Regions from separate parts of the Mus musculus genome. Here region 2 is linked to region 1. Evidence: chromatin loops called from intact Hi-C (ENCODE). Cell type or tissue: heart. All regions are shown on one strand. Links, peaks and the distances in the headings refer to the core of each region. The heading gives the core; the rest is flanking DNA. Region 1 overlaps Gm33724 (a long non-coding RNA gene). Region 2 has its middle 6.3 kb from the start of Gm33774.

What was found. Hi-C counts contacts between places; a loop is a spot of excess contacts. Peaks named below come from ENCODE experiments on the same cell type or tissue, not always from the same donor. Only the 100,000 strongest peaks of a DNase experiment are listed, where the experiment ranks them.
Region 2: a loop joins it to region 1, with 5 times the contacts of the local background. A loop is called at or near these places in 1 of 42 quality-filtered maps.

What each region holds. Positions count from the first base shown.
Region 1 is chr1:59,386,248-59,396,765 of GRCm38, reverse strand. It overlaps Gm33724 (a long non-coding RNA gene), which reads left to right. Exons shown (of 3, transcript XR_865453.1): 3 at 2,372-3,520. Among named protein-coding and RNA genes, the nearest start is that of Gm51625, 23 kb to the right of the region's middle. In heart, for the core only: no CTCF peak of the experiment used is centred there; a DNase peak (open chromatin) is centred at 4,795; H3K27me3 peaks cover 1,790 bases.
Region 2 is chr1:59,459,665-59,470,182 of GRCm38, reverse strand. No RefSeq gene overlaps it. Among named protein-coding and RNA genes, the nearest start is that of Gm33774, 6.3 kb to the right of the region's middle. In heart, for the core only: no CTCF peak of the experiment used is centred there; no DNase peak of the experiment used is centred there; H3K27me3 peaks cover 2,581 bases.

The sequences.
Region 1 (10,518 bases), core at 2,795-7,794:
TACACTCTGGTTGTACAGTGATAATACTGAGGGGGTGTCCATGCCTATGCTCCTAAAAAGCCAGCAGCGTTAAGGGGTCCTTATTCTTGGAGGATGACAAGATGGCTTGGTAGGTAAAAGTGTCTGCTGCCAAGCCTGTTGACCTGCCATCTGGGACCTGCGTGCTGGAAGGAGAGGACCAACTCCAAAGATTTGTCCACTGACCTTCGTACTCGTTCTGTGGCTCCCTTGTACACACATGCCCGTGGGAGGAAAACACGCAGTTTGATTCAGTATAGGCCTTACAGTGCTTGTGGTGGTGCGTGCCTGTGACCCCGTAGTTTTCAGTGAAAGCAAGAGGAAGGTCAGGAGTTCAAGGCCAGCTTTGGTTACTTAAGAAGTTCAAGGCCAGCTTGTCCTTTTAAGACCATCTTAAAACAACAACAACAACAACAAATCCTCCAAACAACACCAACAAAAACCCACCAGGCCTGGAGGCACGGGAGTGTGACTTTAGCCCAGGAAAGCTGGAGGCAGCTGGAGACAGATGGATCACAATAAATTCAAAACCAGCAGAGTGAGCAAAGTCCAGACTAAGCAGGTTAGTGAGATAAAGACTCCTTGCTTTCATGCACGGGAAACCACTCTGCAGCCAGGGCCTAATGACTTCAAAGGGAGAGTGGAAGTGACTGCCCCAGGCTTTTAGAACCCACTTCTCCCACTTCTGCTGCTTTCTTCAATGACAAGATACTTTGGGGTAGCATGTCCTAGACTCCTCCTGGCTGGAAGAGACAGATGGAGCCAATATTGCACTAGTACAGGGTGGAGCAATGACCTGGTGGGTAAAGTCACTTGCCAGGGCTCCCACAAGTTTGTCCTCTAATCTCCACATGAGTTCTGTGGCACACACACACACACACACACACAGAGTGAGAGAGACATATAGACAGACAGACAGACACACAGACACACAGACCAAGTGAAGAAACAAGACTTGGGCTTGGTGGTGTATAGTTACAGAGGGAGAAGGATTATGAGTTTCCGGTTAGCCAGTTTGGGGCACACCAACTCTGTCTTAAAAATTACAGAGTTCGGGAGGCTTATTGGGAGATGGGTGGAGTCTGTTGTCTATGAAAGAAAAACACATAGCAAAGAGTCAGAGTTGGATAGGAAGGGCCTCTGGGCGCAGTGACAGTCCAGACAACAGCATTGGTGTTCTGGAGTCAGGCTTGCCCTGGGAGGGGTTTCTCAGTGGCAGACCAGCCATGCTGGGGCCTTGCTGGAGTTCTCTAGGGGACCTGGCCTTAGAACTGGGGTTGATTCTGAGGCTGCTGTTGATGCTGTAGGCTGCTCCACTTTTTGTAGGTTAACCCAAGCACTGTGCCTCCCCAGCCTCCCCGCCCCGGAGCAGGCCAGAAGGAGCCAGATTGGCAGCTCCTGTTAGACATGGAGATTGTATCAGCTCCTTCTGTCTGAACCCTTAACCCCACAGTTCTCAGGGTTCGTGTGATTCTGGATACGGTGCTTCAGGTACCTTTCTGACGTATGGAGGGGATGAGGGTGGGGATGGCGGACTCCCCAGTCAGCGAGCTATTAGCATGAGCGCTGAAGAGAGAGAAGTTTCCTTTCTGTGTGTGAGCTGGAAAGTGCAGCCTAGGCCTGCCTCGCTCTTGTCTCCTCCTGAGAAATGTGCCCCTGAGACTCAGCCTCAGGCCTGTGGAGAAACACTTCCTTTACCTGATAGGCCTGGGTCATTCTTTATCCTCCGCCTAGGACCTCCATCTGCCTGCTGGGGCTGTAGCAGAGAGACAGGCTACTTACTTTGTCACCAACTTTCCTGTGCTGGAAATCCCTGGATCCCCTTAACAAAGGAGAGCCAACCCGTCCCCTTCCCACTCACCCTCCCCTCACCCTTCCTTTCTCTCCTCCAATCCATACTGGTGAGAAACTGCTGAGAAACAACATCCACAATTAAGTCGGAGGTCACATTTAGTTCAGCACCATTGGCTGCTTAATTGGCTGATTCTATGGCTGTTCTCCTCATCTGCCAACGCGGCCTCTAACAAGCTGCTTGCAGGGCAATTAAGCCTCCGTTTCTGAGCTGTGGCTGATGCAAAGGTCCGCTCCCCTCCTTCATCTGGGAACCTGCTAGATTTCAGGGAGTAAATTCTCTTCTAGAATTCCAGATGAAACTACAGGTCTCAGTGAACACCTCTTCTGAAGGAGGCTCCAGAATAAAAGAGCCCTGTAGCCTCTGGGCTGGAGAAGACAACTTAGCCTGACTAAATCTCTCAGGTCTTCTGGGGCGGAGAGGCACTGATGCTAGAGAGTCAGAGAACTCCCAGTCAGGTGTGTCCTGCTGCTGAGAAATGTGACTTTGTCCCTTTTCTAGGGTTGCAACCTTGGGAAATTTACAGTCACTCTTTTCCGAGCTTCAGTTTCCTCCTATGTAAAACTGAGATAATGGTGGCAGCCACAACTTATCTGACTGACATCTGCCCTGAGGATGACGTCATGCGGCAGAGATGCAGCACTTTGCATAGGACCCAGTGCCTGTACTAGGTCAACAATGACATTAGAGATGCAAATGAAGTCACATAGCCCACACCAGGTATTTTCAATCCCAAGCTGGCAGAAGGACCTGAAAAGGACAGTGGCTGTGGATAGACGTATGTCCCTCCCTCCATGGGGATGGAAGACAGCTGTGTGGTCAATCAGATATGAGCAGAATTGAGACTGAAGAGTTTCCTGGAGCAAGCTGCCCTCATGAGGAATCTTGCCTGTGGGTGCAACTGTAATCTACTCTCTCCCAGACTCCGTTTATTCATTGTCTACTTGTAGCCCTCAGAAGGGAGGTACATGCTGGAGCATGGGTCTGGAATGTCCCTCACAGGCCTCAGCTTGAAGCTGTGGAGAGGTGGTGGAGACAGTCACACGGGGGCGAGTGAGAGACTTTTAGATCAGTGGGAATTGTGTCCTCAGGGGAAGTGTTGGAACCCAGTCCCCTCTTTTTTCCCTCACCATGAGGTAAGTAGTTTTGTTCCACCATGGGTTTGCCACAGAAAGCCATAGTGACAACCAATCATGGAGTCAAACCAGTAGATCTAGGAGCCAAATAAGCCTTTTAGAAGATGTATGAGCCACCATGTGGTTGTGAGCCACCATGTGGTTGCTGGAGATTGAACTCGTAACCTCTGGAAGAACACACGGCACTCTTAACCAAGTAACCCTTTATTGTTGGTTGTAAGTAGGTCAGCACAGGGCTTTGCCACAGTGATGGAAAATCACTAAAAAAGAATGAGTTCAGGAATCACCATCACCAATATCATCATTCAGAACGGAAGCATAGTTTATAAGCACACCCACATTACATTATGGTTTTAGTTCTCAGAAGAGCTCTGTGATGGTTGTGGGGGCACATGCTTCCCGGAGACATGACTGTGCCCTGATAATTCTTTACTTTCCTGTATCACACAAGTGCAAAGGTGTGAGGAGCGGGTGTGGCAGCAGTCCCAAGATGGCGCCCGGGACTGCAGCTAAGTCTTATGACTTGCACCTGACTTCCTCATACACCTGAAAATAAGCCACGACCATCATGAGAGCTGAGCAGGTGTACCATGATGCTGGCGGTGTAAACAAGTCCATATTTGGTGGAGACATGCCCCTGCTGCCCTGATTGGCTGAAGCTACATGCCTGGTGAGGTGGCATGGCCTGCCGTGAGTGGATGGGGGCTGAGAGTATATAAGCAGACCTCCCTGGGTGCCCGAGGTCCTCATAGCAGCATCGAGGCGTTCCTGCAATAAAGGCTGTTGAGAAGAATCCAGCCGTGTTGTGTCTTCCTTGCAGACTGAGGTGGGCGCAACACAAAGGTGCTCTGAGCCTGTCTTCTTTCTGTTGCAAGTGCAGACCACCTTATGCAGGTATGGGAATAGGTTCGCTGGTGTGGCTGACAGGATGCACTGCTGTGACCCTTCTGAGCATCGCTGGGAGCTTCACTGCATAACTCTCTGCCTGAAAACATTCAGGTGACATGAGCCAAAGCACCTGATGGTAAAAGGAAGGGCTGTGTCCCAGTGCAGGGACACGGTCTGGATTTGAAAATATTTCCATCCACTGTACAGCAGAACCCAAAGCCTCTGTCATTCAGAGGATGTTGTAAAAGGGCTGCCCAGATGGCGGCTCTCACTGCTCCTGAGAGGAAGGTGAAATCTCTGCTCCATCCCTGTGCTTGGGAGAAGTTGAGAAAATGGCTTGTTTCTAGATGTTAAGGAAAATGTTGTTTGTTTGTTTTGTTTTATTTTGTTTTGTTTTTCCAGACAGGGTTTCTCTGTTTAACAGCCGTGGCTGTCCTGGAACTCACTCTGTAGACCAGGCTGGCCTTGAGATCTGCCTGCCTCCGCATCTTGAGTGCTAGAACTAAATGTGTGAACCATCACACCCAGCTGAAAAATTTGTTAAAGAAAAAGAGAGAGAACTGGGACTGGGGAAATGGCTCAATGGTAAGAGTGTCTGGTCTGAAAGCATAAGGGCCAGAGTTCAAATCCCCAGCACCCATTTTATTTTTAATTTATTTTATTTATTATTTATTTATAGCCAGGCATGGCTTCCGTACCTATATCTCCATATATCTCCAACACCTTGGGGTGGGGGCAGGTGGAACCTAAGAGATTGCTGGCTGGCCAGAGTAGCTGAATGGAGAGCTTTTGGTTTGGTCAGCAGGCTCTGCCTCAAGGCATTTGGGTGGAGAGCTAATGGAAGATACTGAAGTCCTGATGTGGCATCTGCATGCGTGCTCACAGAGCTGGTGAGAGTCCTGCCTACTGGCCTGCATCTTGGCTCTGTCCCTGGCTTTGTTTGCTAGTTAGTGGTTGCTGTGGTGATTATCTGCTTTCTATTCATGAGGAAACTTCAGTTCTCCTTTCAGTATATTTCAAAACAATTGTCCTGATTTTCCAAAAAGCTTACTTTAAAAAGTTACTTGAAGTTGGGTCTGATCCCTCACGCAGGGGGCTGGGGCAGAAGGATCACGTATTTGATCATGTGACCAGCTAAGACAACTAACCATTGTTGTTTTCTCCTCTGGAAAGGTGAATCTCCACAAACATCACAGGATTGAGGCGGGGCACTACCACACGGGGATATGTTTGTAAGCATCACTGGGTTTGGAATAATAACCCTGAGGGTGGTGGCATAACTCCTGAGCACAAGCTTTCTCGGTTACTTGAGACACCTGGAAAATGAAGAGCAGAGAAGAATAAAGCCACTAGATATGTCTGGTTGGCTAAGGAAACTTTCCTGGACTCCTTGGGATTTCTTTTTTTTTTTTTCTTTGTTTTTTGGGTTTTTGTTTGTTTGCTTTTGGTTTTTTGAGACAGGGTTTCTCTGTGTAGCCCTGGCTGTCCTGGAACTCACTTTGTAGACCAGGCTGGCCTCCAACTCAGAAATTCGCCTGCCTCTGACTCCCAAGTGCTGGGATTAAAGGTGTACAACACCACGCCCGGCTCCTTGGGATTTCTTAACATATGCTTTTCTGAGTTCAGCTATCTGGGGGATCTCTAAGAAAGACAGGGTAGGGATAGAGTTATCACAGAGAGTGGAAATTCAAGATATCCCCCCAGCCATAATTTCCTTTCTCCTTTCTTCTTGAAATCTCTCAGCATTGGTTAAGAGTAAGCTGGTTAATTTGGCCTTTCCCCTTCCCCCTTCCCCCTTCCCCCTTCCCCCTTCCCCCTTTCCCCTTTCCCCCTTCCCCCTTCCCCCTTCCCCCTTTCCCCTTTCCCCCTTCCCCCTTCCCCCTTTCCCCTCCCTTCTTCCTTCCTTTTTTCCCCTCCCTTCCTTCCACCTGCCCCTCTACTCCTCCTCCTCTTCCTCTTCAGGGCAAGATATTAACAAGCAAGGGATGCTACAGGGTGGGCAGTAGTGTGAAGGAAAGGAGGAATAGTCATAATCTACAGAATAGGCAAATGGCCTGTGATTTCTCAAAGGCAGCACTGTGGCTCTGAAGCACAGACAGGAAACACAGGCAAGAGCTGGCATCTCAACACCTCTGTAGGCTTAAGGAAGAGCCTTGTTCCCAGGATAATAAGTTGTATGAGGTGTCATATGTCCCCCAACTAAGGAAGTAGCTCTCATAAGGTTATTCACCCCAGGAAATATTAAGGAGGGTAGAAAAATTTCTCATTTCAGCTCAAAAAGCAATGCAATCCAAAAGTCATTAATTCTGCACTCATCTGTTGGCTCCTCGTATCCTCTTTGTCCATAATCCATATCCATTCTCCCCTTTCTACCACCATCTTCAACATCCTGTGAGGAGTCACCCTCCCTCCCATTCTCCGGCACATTCTTCTAGAACCTAGAAGAATGGAGGTGATTCCAATTTCAGTGCTAGGTGAGGGGTGCATAGTTTGCCATAAGCCAGAAACACTTGAGTTCCTCCTGTCCTTCTTATTGCTTGTTTCTCAGTTGGTTCTGGGTTGAGAGCATCAGTGGCCATCTTGGGGTCATCGAGAACCGGTTGTGGGTAGAACTAATGAAATGAAGCTGAGAAATGGAGAGAAAGCAAAACCACCTTTCTTGGATCATTGTTTAGGTCATGAGAACAGTCCTTCCTAGAGCAGTCGTCCCCAGAAGGCAGAAGGCAGCCCTACTTCAAACCCTACTTTAACCGAAGCTGACAACCCACCCCCTCTCCATTTATTGTGTGCACATGTGCAAATCTACATATGCATACATGGCACACACGTAGAGGTTGGAACTTTCAGGGGCTGGTTCTCTTTCTACCATGTAGGTCCTGGGAACTGAACTCAGGCCTAGCAGCAATTATCTTCAGAAGCTGAGCTGCTCCAAATGCCTTGCTTTCATAAAATAATTCGATAAAATATCTTGAGCATATTTGCATGGAATTTTCCATTATTTGTAACCGAAAGCATGCAGTCAGAAATAACTAGTGCCTGGATATGCGGTTCAGCTGGTGGAATCACTGCCTAGTATGCACACGACCTGAGTTCAAGCCCTAGGAGAGCCACAAAAGAGAAAAAGAAACTGGAGTGCCTGTATCTGCCATCCAAGGTTACAGTAAAGGTTAAATTGGAATACGTGGACACAGACAGTGAAGCACAAAGTTGCTCCATAAAGCCTCTCTCTTTCTCACCCATCTCAGCCCTAAGCCCTGTCAGGGCTGGCCAGTGCAGCACAGTCTGTGGAATGTCTGCCCAGGGGAGAATGGAGGTTCTTTTTTTTTTTTTTTGTCTCCTAGGCTTGCCTCTGCCACAAGGGGAGGTCTGCAACTGAAACATGTCTTGCATTTGGAAACTGTATGCGCTTCCCTAATAAAGGACGGCACCAACACGGTGTTGGTTAGTTTTAGGTCAACTTGACCCAAGGTAGGGTCATCTGGGAAGAGGATGAGCTGAGAAAATGCCTCCTTCTTATTGGTCTGTAGGGGTGTTGTCTTGATTAATGATTGATGTGAGGGCGTGCAGCCCACTGGGGGCAGGTGGCCCTTGGTGACAAAATAAAACATGGGGAACAAGTCTACACCGAAAAAGCAGTGCTCCTCCATAGTCTCTGCTTTGGTTCCTGCTTCTGGATTCCTGCCCCGGCTTCCCATAATATGGACCATGAACTGTGAGCTGAAATAAACCCTTTTCTTCTCAGATTGCTGTTTGCACGGTGTTTGATCACAGCAACTGAACGCAAACTAGAACTAGCAGCAGTGTGTGTGTTAGCAATCTGGAAAATGACTAGAAATGGGAGACCAGCTTCACCTGATCAGAGCAACTGAAAGCAAACTAGAACTAGCAGCAGTGTGTGTGTTAGCAATCTGGAAAATGACTAGAAATGGGAGACCAGCTTCACCTGGCTCGGGCCGAGCTGTCTGAAGGACCGGCTTTCCTGGAGGCCATGCAGGAGCTCTGTCCATGACTTTTACTGCTTCTGGTGACTGCCTTTAGCGCTCGCTCTTTTGTAGTTAGTCCTACTAAGGACACTTTGATGATGTGGTTATATGTAGCATACACAGGGTAACTTAGGAGTAGCCTACCTATCTGTGATGGTTAATATTAACTGTGAAGCTGCAGGTAGGGGTGGTAGTGCACACCTGTAATCCCATCACTTGAAAGCAAAAGTGGGAGGACTAGCTTCAAGGCCAGCCTTGGTTTCCTGGGAAGAGGGCCATGCGATCAGCTGCTTTACACTCTTGCCGCCATTCCTTCCCTGGCGTGATGGACTGCATTTCTAGCTGTCAGTCAAAATAAAGCCTCCCTTTCTTAAGTTGCTTTTGTTGGCTTTTTTTTTTTGTCACAGCAATGAGATAGTGATGTCTGCCCAAGTCCCTTTTGTCATTAGACTAGCATCCCAGCCTCCCAGGATTAAGACCTGAGTGTCTTAGGGGCATTATAGGGCCTACCACTGAACGTCATTGGGAAGCCTAGTTGGTTCAAAACTACTCAGGGGCCCATTTTTCTTTGCTTTGGTTATGGCTACACCACCAGACAAAATACACTTTTCTTCAAAGGGCTCCATGACTGCCCTGCGAGTTGTTTTTGTTGTTAGTTGACTCATTCTGCTAACCACTGTCATTTGTCAAAGGCAGCAGGCAATAAAAGTTCCTGCCACATTTATCTCTCCCTCCCTAGGATGTACATTCATGCTCAGTACTGTTGCTGGCCCTGGAGCAGCCTTTAATCACACACACATGAAGCTGGTGAAGATGGACAGTTGTTGGACTTGGCTCTGTTCCATCCATTCCCAGGAAGGAGAAGGGAGCTCTCTCCAGGTCTTCAAAAATCATTTTCCTCCTCCCTAGGTGGGACAGACAGTCAGTTGATCCTGTTGTAGGTATCCAAACTCCAGGAAAGTCTTTCTCTCACAGCCTATGCTGGGCTCCACCAAAGAAGGGCATTGTGTCAATGAAACAGTAAAACCATGGTGTCCTGTATGCTGGGGCTTTGTTCAGCCAGATCTCATGGACTACACGGCCCTGCTGGGGCTCCTTCGTTGTGCTAGGGTAGACTCCTGGGACTCTGCACAAGCAACACAGCTTTCTCTCTCAGAGGAGTGACAGATGGCTTCAGAAAAAGCCTCCTCTCTGAGAGGACAGAGGAGAAAGAAAAGAAGCAAACATTCTGCTTAGACTGTGAAAGAGGAAGGTAGCTCTTGCTGGGATCAGGATTAAATTGAGATGTTGCTCTGGATGTTATTTTTGGGTGACTATGTGAGCTAGCATTAATTTTTAATAGGCAGAAGAATGTGCATCTTCTAACTACCTCTAAATAGAGCTGGGGAAAAACAACCCGAGATGCTGGAAAGTAACATTTTTTAAAATGTATTTTTGATGGTTATGTGTAAGTTTGCATTTAATGTCTTCATGTGGGTAGAAGTGAATGGTACACTTTAGTGATTCACACTAATTAAGTGGGAGCCTTAAGTGAGATGCCTGAATTACTATTTATTTAAAAAGCATGGTTTTATTATTTTTAAGGGCTTTGAGTAATGAAGCTAAACAAGGTGTTACCTAGGAGACCTATTTATGGAGACCTATTCTTGAGGTAGCAGAAATGGCTCCAATTTATAATTCTGCTATTGGGAAGGCAAGATCTGCAAATTGAAGGTGTGTACTTACTGCAGGTCGGGGGCATGTTTCAGGATTTGGGTTCACAGAAAACAGAAAGCACTAACTTGCCTGGTGTTAATTGTCCTGGGTTTCAGTATTGGGCATTCAAGTTTTATACACACATGTATATACACACACACACACACACACACACACACACACACACACACACACACACATGAGAGAAGAAAGACAGGAGAGAGAGAGAGAGATCACAGGATGTACTTCTATACCACAGTACAGTCTTCTGGTCAACCCAGGAGACTCAGGAGAAATTTAAAGGCCAGAGTAATGAAGTGACTTACCAAGGAATTTATTTGTAGAATGGAGGAAAGGGAACTGGGCTGTGAATCTCTGGCCTCAAGGCTAGCTTTCTTTTCCTGATACCTGTTAGATATTCACAACCACATTAGGGAAGGGGAAGAAGCAGGTAAGCAAGAACAGAAGTGGTAGAGACTTGGAATTTGGAGTGAGATACTGTTGGCCCCCAGCTAAGGCAGCAGTGACAGCAATTGTCATTTACCCAGTGCTGTTTCACGACAGTCTTGCTGAGCATTTGGGATGGACTGCCTCCTCTGCTCTTCAGGAAGCTCCTTCAAGTGGGTACTGTGATTAGCACCATTGCCTCACACAAAGAAACTGAGGCAAGAAGTTAAGAGCGACTGTGGCCAAACGCAAAACACCTAAGTGTGTTGACTTCGGATGCTCTCCCACCCAGCACCATTCTGCCATAATCATTTCTCTCTGTGCCAGAGACCTTTAATAGGTGGCACAAACTATTGGTCCATCAGCCATTGGCTGTCCAGGCAAGATGAAGAATAGCTGAATAACTTTATATATATATATATGTATGTATGTATACACATATATACACACACACATATATATACGTTTATATAAACACACATACATACATATATATTTT
Region 2 (10,518 bases), core at 2,440-7,439, 74 kb before region 1:
CCGCTGGCTCCTGGGATTGTGGTGCAGTATCTGTCAGGCCGTAAATGATCAATGAATAGTAATTACCATCGGTAAAGGTTTAAAGAAGCAACTTAGGAAGATATGAGATGGAGGCTGGTGGTTCCTCAGAAGGTCACCAACATGCTCTGTGTGCACTGAGAATTACAACATTACAGGAGGAAATGGGCAGAGTGAAGCTGGGCTTCCCTCCGTAGGAACATTTCTGATGAACTAATAGGCCACAGAGATGGATCTTCATGAGTTGCTATAACCTGTAAGAGCTGTTGAAAGTGATTGCTTATCCAAGTCTGGGTGCTTATACCCCACTGAAAAAATATTTTAGGCCTTCCAGTTTATTTCCACCCATGTCCATTTTAGGTATAAGTCTCTTGGCAAGAACTGGGCTACTTGTAAATAAGGAAAAAAAAAATCCCAGTTTCACTTCTAGCAACATCAGTTCATCAATGTGACCACACTCGGCTCAGAGGCTGAGCTGATGGGAAACGGAAAACAGGGAGGTCAGGGGCGAGCATCTTCACCTCAGCCTGCTTCTCTATCATTGTCCCACCCATGTATTCTGAGTGCCCCACACCACAGTCTAGATTAACACAGTCTGAGGAATGCTGCCCTGACCTCTTCAAGAGCAGTGTTGTTTGGGGGTGGCTTCGGGGAGTCCCAGGGAGAAAGCTGATGAGGGTGACTGCTCTTGGTGTCCCTCACTTGTGGATATATTTGCAAAAGAAAGGCCAGAAGCCATGCTGGCTGCCTGGTGAGCCCTGGCAACAGCACCTGCATCAAAACTATCCTGTATCCGGGAGAGCTGGCACCAGCGGCTGCTTCCTAAGTATCCGTGGCTTAACAATCTGCTGTCTTCTACTACTCCCTCCCATTTTCACACCATGCAGTTAAATGTTAAAATAGATTTCTCTTCACAGTTTCTGAATGTGCTCACTTTGTAGTTATGTATGTATACAGAATAAAGATTTATTACAGGGGTTAAGCACAGTCTGCCCCACTGCAAGATTCTGCTCAGTGGTCTCTGTACTGATCAATAATGGCCTCCCCTGTGTGTATGACCATCCTTAAAACCCAATTGTCAGTTAATTACAGGCTGGGTGTGGAGCTCATCCAGACAGCCCCTGCCTAACATATTTAGGGCCCTGGCCTTTATTCCTACCAATGAAAACCAAACCAAACCAAACCAATTAATTATAAAAATGTTATTTTGTGTTTTAACAAGTAATGGCAGCCAGTTTTGTTTTGTTTTGTTTTGTTTTGTTTTGTGGCCTGGAGCGGCATCAGATCTCCTAGGATTGTAGTCATAGATGGTTATTAGCCATCATATGGATGCTGGGGACTGAACTCTGGCCCTCTGTAAAAAGCCAGTTCTCTTAACTGTTGAGCCCTCTCTTCAACCCCAAGATTTTTAATATGCATTTTTGTTTTTAAAACAAAAACAAACCTCTCTCCAAAAACTTTACAGTTGTCCTGAAAATTTAACATGACTTGTTTTATTATTACTTGTTTGTTTTTTTGTTTCTGTGTGCATCTGTGTTAATTGAAAACCATGGCACTTGTGTGGAGGTCAGAGGAGAACTGTGTGGGTCATGGGTGGGGATCCAATTCAAGTTGTCAGGCTTAGTGGGAAGCACTTTATTTTACCCACTCAGCCATCTAGCTACATCACACTCACACACACACACACACACACACACAACTGAGGCAGGCCTGGTAGCCTATAACTCACTTTGTACACAAGGCTGGGCCTTGAATCTACAGGAATCTGTCTGCCTCTGCCTCTGCCTCTGCCTCTGCACACCCAGTCCTAATATATTTTCAAAACGTATTTTCTAACATTTTATTTTATACATATGAGTGCCTTGCCTACATGTATGTATGTGTACCATGTGTGTACATGGCTCGTAGAGGCCAGAGAGATTTTGATCCCCTGGAATTTGAGAGTCTTGGATGGCTGTGAGCCACTGTGTAGGTTCTGGGAATCAAATCTGGGTCCTCTACAAAAGCAACAAGTGCTCTGAACAGCTAAACTATGTCTTTAGCCCCCTAGTATGTTTTCATTTTATTTAAATTTTATTTTATATGTAATGTCTATTTTGGCTGCATATATGTTTGTGTACCACTTGTGTGCCTGGATCTCCACGGTGACCAGAGGAGGGCATCTGATGCCCTGTAACTGAAGTTACAGAAGAGTTCAAAGAGCCATGTGGGTGCTGAGAACTGATTCTGGGTCTCTTAGAAAAGTGCTCTTAACTGCTAGACCCTCTCTTACCATGAAAAAAATAATACCAATTTGTATTTTGTGTTGCTGGGACCAATACTGGACCCCTTGTACATCATTTTAAAATACTTAAATCATTTTCCACTAAACTATACCCCATTTCTTGTAATATGTTTTATCTATCTATCTATCTATCTATCTATCTATCTATCTATCTATCTACACACACACACACACACACACAGAGAGAGAGAGAGAGAGAGAGAGAGAGAGAGAGAGAGAGAGAGAGAGAGAAATGGAGTTTTAGAAAGGCTGAATAGTTTATCCAAGCTTGTGAAGCTAGTGACATTTGGGGCATTTGGGGCTGGGGTTCGAATCTGTTCGGTCTGACTCCAGACTTGATCCCACTGCCAAGTGTCAGGAGTATAGGCTGCTGCTGGCCAATGAGCCATGCTGCCTGGTGAGAGTTCACCTTCGCCTGAACTTCATGAAAGGGAAGGCTATCCTTGACGGCTCTCACTCTGTTTAAGACAGCTTTAATTGTTAAAAAGTCCTTCATTATATCGAACTGGACTGGGCCTCCCCAAGGCTCCCATTGATCTTTATAGTACATATTTAATCCCTCTTCTGTACAATCGTCCCTCAGATACAGGTGTGCCACCCCGCCCCCAGGCCTCCTCCTCTACAAAGTTTGTGGGAACCCTGGAATGTAGGCCCTCTCATGGTTCCAAGCTCCCAGTGCAGCCCAGGGGAGGCTGGGTGGGCTCGAGCATGAGGGCAATATTAAATCAGGTAACTCAAATCGATCCCAGGCAGTGTTTGGAAGCATGGGTGAGGAGCTACCTGGGAAACAGCTAAGCATTCTTCACCATCCCGAATCGATGCTTGTCTGCAGCACAGGTATTCAAGTATTGCCATAAGATGTTATGATCTGAAGATGGGGAGTGTGGTAGACTTAGCAAGGATTCGGTCTGTGGACTTGTGGTGGAGTCTTTATTCCAACTTAGTGGGATCCTAAGGGGTGTGTGTGTGTGTGTGTGTGTGTGTGTGTGTGTGAGAGAGAGAGAGAGAGAGAGAGAGAGAGAGACCCCAAATGACATCAACATGGGGAGGGTGGAAGGCTGAGTGATGAAAAGAAGTTCTGCACCAGGCATGATGGGGTGGTACCTAAGCTCCACCCTCGATGAGGTCATATGTGGTTTAAGCATTAAGGAGCTAGGAAGGCAGATTTTAAAAATGTCTTTCTGTTCCACTGAAGACATCGATGTAACCAGAATCCATGGGAGTGTGGCTGGGGTAGGGTCGGGAGGAGGGTGGTATAGAATTAAGTGGCCAGGGCCAGCTCTCTTGGGAGAGTTATCGAGAAAAATGAGGTAATAGAAACATCCTCCGGCAGCAAACGTTAGCTCTTCTCTTTGCCCCCTACTGTGGCACCTGATGCATGAATGGCCTTCCTCCTGGCTTTCTCTAGTCACATGACTGAATATCTCCAGATGCTGGCAATGTTGATAGTCCCCAAAGCCCAAGAGAACTCAAATCCTGACCAGAACAGAAGACCCCAGCAGAAATGGTGAACAGGAAAAAAAAAATTAACATTTTCATTGTTATCAAATGCCATATGGATCTTTACCTTTCTTCAAAGCCGTGTGAGCCAGGCCCTGTGCTTGTCCTTACAGATAGACGAGGGTGTTACACAAAATCAGCACAGCCTTATGGAAAGCCATTCAAACTTATTGGGTTTCTGGCTGGAAGCATAGCTCAGTTGGTATTTACCCAGTATGCACGCGGAACCTGGTTCAGTCCCAGCACCGCACACATCCCTGCAGTCCCGGTCCTTGAGGTAGCGGGTATAAAGTTCAGTGCCTTCCTTGATTATATGGTGACTTCAAGGCCAACATGAGCTACCTGAGACCTTATCTCAAAACCAAAAGTAGCATGCTGGATATCTATGAGGCGCAGGTCTGTGCCCACCCCCTTTTAAGGTTTTTAAGAAAGCCATGAAGGGGGAGCGTTCTCTATTCTGCAGGAACAGGATGTTTTTGGCTGGACATTGGGACTGCCTATGTCAGCTGTCTTGTAAATATGAGGGTGCAACCACAGAGGCTCCTCTGTGGATCCCCAGAGTGCTCCCTCGCTCACCCCTGTGGACAAACCCTCCTTTGTCTAAACCCGGTGTCCCTCTTCTAGCGCTGCCGAGGGTAAGTCTAGAAATGTGAGCATCTCTCTGAATTTGAGGCCAAATCCTTGAGCAAACGGGCCTTCCTCAGCCACCATCTATCTCTCAGCGGCTTCCAGTGACGAACAGAATGTGATGCCAGGCCCATCCAGATCAGGATTCTAGTGGCCACAATGGCTTCCCTTTCTTCCCCAGCCCTTCTTTATTGCTCCACACTCTCCACTCGCTTCCAGCAGGGAAGAGTTTAGAAGCCTGTGCTCAGGCCGAGTGTGCAGCTTCCCACAAGCTCCCGCGAGGGCTCCAGGGACAGCAGGCATTTCCCTTTAATAAGCTTCTCACACTACATTAAAGATAAAAGGGGAAGGGAAATATTTATATTCTGACAAAGCAGGCTCTTCCCTTCGGGCTCTTGTTTTATTTATTAACTTCTCTGTCCCTCTCTGTCTCTGTGTCAGGGGCTGGGCACCGGTGGCCCTTCTCTCCTTTAGTCATTACATTCTCCTTTGAGTGACAGTGACAGAGGCTTTAGAGTCACACTGTCAAAGAGATAGGACTGTAGATGGGTGCCATTCCCAGATGACACGAAATAGATGTTCCTCCCCCTCCTGGGAGCTGCTCTCCGTTTCTGCCTTTACTGCCAGTGCTTGGATGAGGAGTGGCTCACACTGGGGACGTGTGTCATTTCAAATGAAGCTGTGTCTGTTGGGTAAATTGTTCGGCCGTACAGTCACCTGGGTTCCTGACTGTGTATGGCTGGGCCCTCTTGACCTCTTCTCTCCTGCGTGCTCTCTCCCCATCGGGATGAAGGCGTTTCCTTTCTTCCTGCTAATTTACACAGTCAGTAAAAATCTTGAGTCATTCTTTCGCAATGACGAGCATTAAAATCTCAGCCTATCGATGGCTCCAAAGCCTGGGTGGGCTGTGGATGAGTTACTCTGCTGAACTTCCTCTCTCACCTCCTCCAGGGAGCCTGCCTAGATTTGTGAGAGGAGAGGAACACCAATCACTTAGCTCTGCTCTGTGAGCTTGGGTAACATGCAGGAGCTTAATGACCTTTTAAACAGAGTTTTAAAATCACTTATTTATTCCCCCCCCCCCTCTCTCTCTCTCTCTCTCTCTCTCTCTCTCTCTCTTTCTCTCTCTCTGTGTGTGTGTGTGTGTGTGTGTGTGTGTGTTTGTTTGTGTGAACATAGCACAGTGGACGTTGGAGATCAGAGGACAACTCAACTTGTGTTAGTCTTCTCTTACTCTGGCTTCTGGGGATGGAACTCTGGCTGTCAGAGACAACTGCCTTCACCCACTGAGCCCTTTCACCATTTGACCTTAAAAAAAAAAAAGTCGCACATGATCATCAATTAAAATTTCAAACACAATGAAAACCACCCGAGGCCTAGCTATCCTACGGAGAACACGTACAGCAGTGACTAAACACACAGACTCTACAGCCCGGGCTCCTGGTTTTGATTCATAACCCAACCCTTGGCTGGCATGTAAACTGCAGGAGGCATCACCACGCTCCAGGTTCCTCCCTTGTAAAATGGATCCCCGAGTGTGCCCACTCTTTCCGAAGCAAACGATTCATGTGAAGGGCTTGGAGACAATGCTTGACTCATACTGAGACCATAATAAGAGTGAGCTATTGTTGTTACCATCTGAAAATAGCCAGTGGCTAACAGCTGACATGTATTCTAGACACATACATATTCTGTGTGTATGTACACATAGAATCACTTTTCAGCAACACGGTGACACTGCAAATGCTTTAAGACATCATTTTAAAGGGAAGGTGGACACCATAGCTCAGTGGCTAAAGGTACTTGTTGCACAAGCCTGCAGACCTGGATTCAGTCACGAAAAAATAGGAACAGAGAACTGACTTGTCCTGACTTTTGAGGCATTCATGTGCTCCCCTGCCCCTCTACCCCACATATAATAATAAACAAAGAAAGTTTAAAAGTATTGGGTTTACCCGAGCGTTAGCAGAAGAAAGGAGAGACGCTGAAATAAATGGACCTATTAGTCTCCTGATGTGAAGATGCACTAACTCTTTAACTATTCCAGTGGCCCAGGGTAATGCCGGCTCAGTGGCCAGGAGCACATACTGCATTTGCAGGGAACTAATTTTGGTTCCTAGGACCCATGTCAGCTGCCTGTCACGACAGCTCCAGGAGCGTCGGACATCTCTCTGTCCTCGGAACTCCCCCGACCTCCATGCATATACTCACTCCTACCACATCCTATACACAATTAAAATAACAATAAAAGTCCTTAAAATACCATTCCAGTCTAGAAAACTACACGGATGAAAACTAAGGGAAAGGACTCGCATCATGATGCCCGCCTGTAACCCGTGCTCTCAGGAGGCAGAGGCAGGAAGACTCAGGCAACATCATGGCAGCTTGATGTACCTAGCTGCCAGAGCAGCTAGGACTCAATAAAAGAAAAAGAAAAAGAAAAAGAAAAAGAAAAAGAAAAAGAAAAAGAAAAAGAAAAAGAAAAAGAAAGAAAAAAACAACAAAACAAAACACCTCAGTAGGAAATTTAGGAGAGTGGTTTGTGAACCCCAGCCAGGCGGTGAGATGCCTTCCTGCCCCCACGTCTTTTCTTATCTCTCGATTCTGCTGCTTCTCTGATTTTTAATTTGTTTGGGTTTATAGCATCTATGTTCTGATTTGCATTCATTTATGCTCCAGAGGGTTTGTCCTCATTCTGTATTTAATTGAATTCGATGTTTATTGCTAGTCCTTTTACTTCTGCGCCTCACATCCCTGGTTCTCTAATTTGAGCAGTTTCTTGAGTGGTTGTATTTAAACATCAAGTAGCTTTTTCTCACTGAGAAGGGCTCGCTGGTGCCTCAGTCCCCAGATCCTCTCTAACGGGCTATGTCTGCTTGTTGCTTCTCTGTGTGAAATGACGACTTGCTGCCTGCGTTGTTCTCCACTCTGTTGCTTTGTTTATTAATTAAAACATAACACACAAGCATGCAAAATAATAGGCTTTGATATTGTTGTCAAACAGATAACCATTATCTTCTCGTTTCTCTTCTTCTCTCCCTGCCCCATGGTGGGCCTGCCTCTGCTTTCACATCCAGTGTGTGTGTGTGTGTGTGTGTGTGTGTGTGTGTGTGTGTGTGTGTGTGTGTGTGACTTACTGTCCATATATAAAAGGAAACATTATATTTATGTGTGTCTCCCCCCATTACCTGCCCTTCTTCCCTCTCCCTCTTCTTTTGACTAGGTCTCATATATACCAGGGTGTCTTGGATTTTGCTACAAGTAACAATGATAACCTTGGACTTCTGATCTTCCTGCCTTTACTGCAAATGCTTGGATTACAGGGGTGCCTCACCACCTGGCTTTGGGGCTCCTCCTTTCTGTGCCTGTTTTTCTTTCTTAGTTGTTTTCTCATTATCTGTAGAGGGTGATGGAGTTCTGGTTCTGAACTGCATCTTTAACTACCTGATTCCTTTATCTCCTTCGTTGGCTAGCTTATTTCTCCCAACTTCAAGCTTACCCTGTTTGTCCCTGCGGATTATCAAAAAGACCGAAAGTCTTTTGTGCTTTCTCCACCAAAGGGATAGCTTAGGTTGAAGGAGCAAATGGATCAAATTAACTGGCAGTCAGAGCCCTGTCAGCTCAAGGTGAATCCAGAGGGTTCAGAGGGTCTGTCCTCATTCTGAAGGGCTCAGATTCACACCTGAATCCAGGTGTCAGGCGTGAGAACTGGTGACCTTGGTGCCCACAGACCTGGGAGGGCAGGGTTCATCTCTCCTGGGTACCTGGGAAAGGAGATGGGCGTCTCCCAACACCACCGTGTTGGTGGGAGCTGCACCAGGGAAGGTCCACTTGACATAATCCTTGGGTCCCCAGGGCTCAGCTTAAGTTGGGAGTTTTAGTCTAAAGTTTAGCTCTGTGATCTGGGGTCACGTGCTTGCTGTCTTTGGGCTTCCGTTCTATCACCTCTAACAAAAGAATGAGCCATTTTAATTTGTTGTAGTGTTTGTTTGTTTTTCCAGACAAGGTTTCTCTGTGTAGCTTTGGGTGTCCCGGATCTCACTCTGTAGACCAGGCTGGCCTTGGACGCAGAGATGCACCTGCCTCAGCATCTAAAGTGCTGGGAGTAAGGGCGTGTGCTACCACGGTCTGGCTGTTGTGGCATTGTTAATGAAGATCAAATTAAAATTTATCTAAAGGACAAGTATATGCTGACTCAGTATGTGCTTTCTGAGTATATGTACCGACATGAGTTCAATCCCCTACACTGTGAAACTAAATAATCAAAAATACAGTTGTGGAAGTCTTGTGAGTCCCAAATTAGATTGCAAATCCCCAGAGACGAAGGACTGCATCTTCTTCCTTGCCATGCCGGCCGTCCATAAAGTCGTCAGAATGTGTACCACAGAAGTTGAGCTTGGTGGTACATGCTTCTAATCCCAAACCAGCAGAGTCTGAGACAGGAGGATTGGAAATTTGAGGTCAGGCTGTAGCTGGTCCCTGTCCCACTTTAAAAAATATCTGTGAAACTATATTGACTCTGTCAGGTAACTTCATTGTATTGTTGCAAAGAGCAAACTATCTAACTTCAGTGGCTTAGCTGGGGCGGATAGATGATGGCCTGCAGGTCAAATCCAGCCTGCTACTTATTTTTTTGTTTTTTTGTTTTTTGGTTTTTTTCGAGACAGGGTTTCTCTGTGTAGTCCTGGCTGTCCTGGAACTCACTTTGTAGACAAGGCTGGCCTTGAACTCAGAAATCTGCCTGCCTCTGCCTCCCAATCCTGCTACCTATCTTTAAGAGACATTTATTTACATATCCATTTATTTATATTTATGTGTATAAACATCTGGCCTACATGTATATATGTACACCACTTGTGTTCCTAGTGTCTACGAAGGCCAGAAGATGGTGTTGGATCCTCTAGACCTAGAGTTACAGATGATTGTGAACCACTGTGGGCACCAAGGTCTTCTACAAGAGGAACAAGTGCTCTTAACTACTGAGCCATCTCTCCAGCCCCTGATTCCTATATTTGTACAGTCTGTGGACTAAGAATGTTGTTTGCATCTTTAAATATTTGGAATATATCAAAAAATAGTATTTTGAGAAACTTGAAATCTATATGAATTTTGTTGCCTGAATGAATACAATTTCCCTGGAGCATGGCTTCCTCAGTTACTTATGGAAAGTGGCAAACTCTGAAAAGGCCAGACAGTATTGCAGGCTTGGTGGACTATATTTAAGTCTCCTGTGGCAGCTTTTCAGTTCTTTCACTGTGGCAAAAAGCAGCCATAGGTGGTGACCTTAGATCATGCTGAACACTGGGGACAATAGCAAAACAGAGGGTTTCTACCCAGGTCACCTGGGGTCTGGGCACAGAAACCAATAAAAACCGCATTCATTCATTCATTTATTCATTCATTCATTTATTTATTCGTTTATTTATTGTGGCTATGAGTGTGTGTGTGTGTGTGTGTGTGTGTGCGCGCGCGCGTGCATGCACCTCACTGTATGTATGGAGAAGATCAGAGGACAACTTGTGGGAGTTTTTTGTTTGTTTGTTTGTTCCCTTTCACTATGTAAGCTCCAGGGATCAAACTCCATTGTCAGTCTTGGTAGCAAACTACTTTACCTGCTGAGCCAGCCATCTTGCTGATCCCACTTTTTTTTTTTTTTTTTTCTTTCTAGGCAGGGTCTCTGTAGAGCCCAGGGTGGCCTCAGACTTGTGTGTGATCCCTCTCCTACTCAGCTTCCTGAGTGTAGAAGTACAGGCACACACCATCACTCCCAGCTTCAAGACTTCTTTTAGTTCTAAGATTTCTAATTTTTCTTTTCTTTCTGTATTCCCACGTAATAACCCGAGTCTACTCTGTAGGTATACATTAGTAGTTAGTAGTTAGAATATTTCAGTTTTAGGCTAGAGGCATTAAGTCAACCAAAAAGATACTTATTATAAAGATGGGCAGAAAGCCACAGAAACTAAGAGTAAGCAGGAAATACAGGTTTAGACAGGACAGGTGGCAGTGCACGTCCCAGTGTCAGGAGCCAGAGGGACTTGGGGAACTGTGGTCTTAGCTGACCTCTGACCTAAGGCTCAGCATGCCTGAGT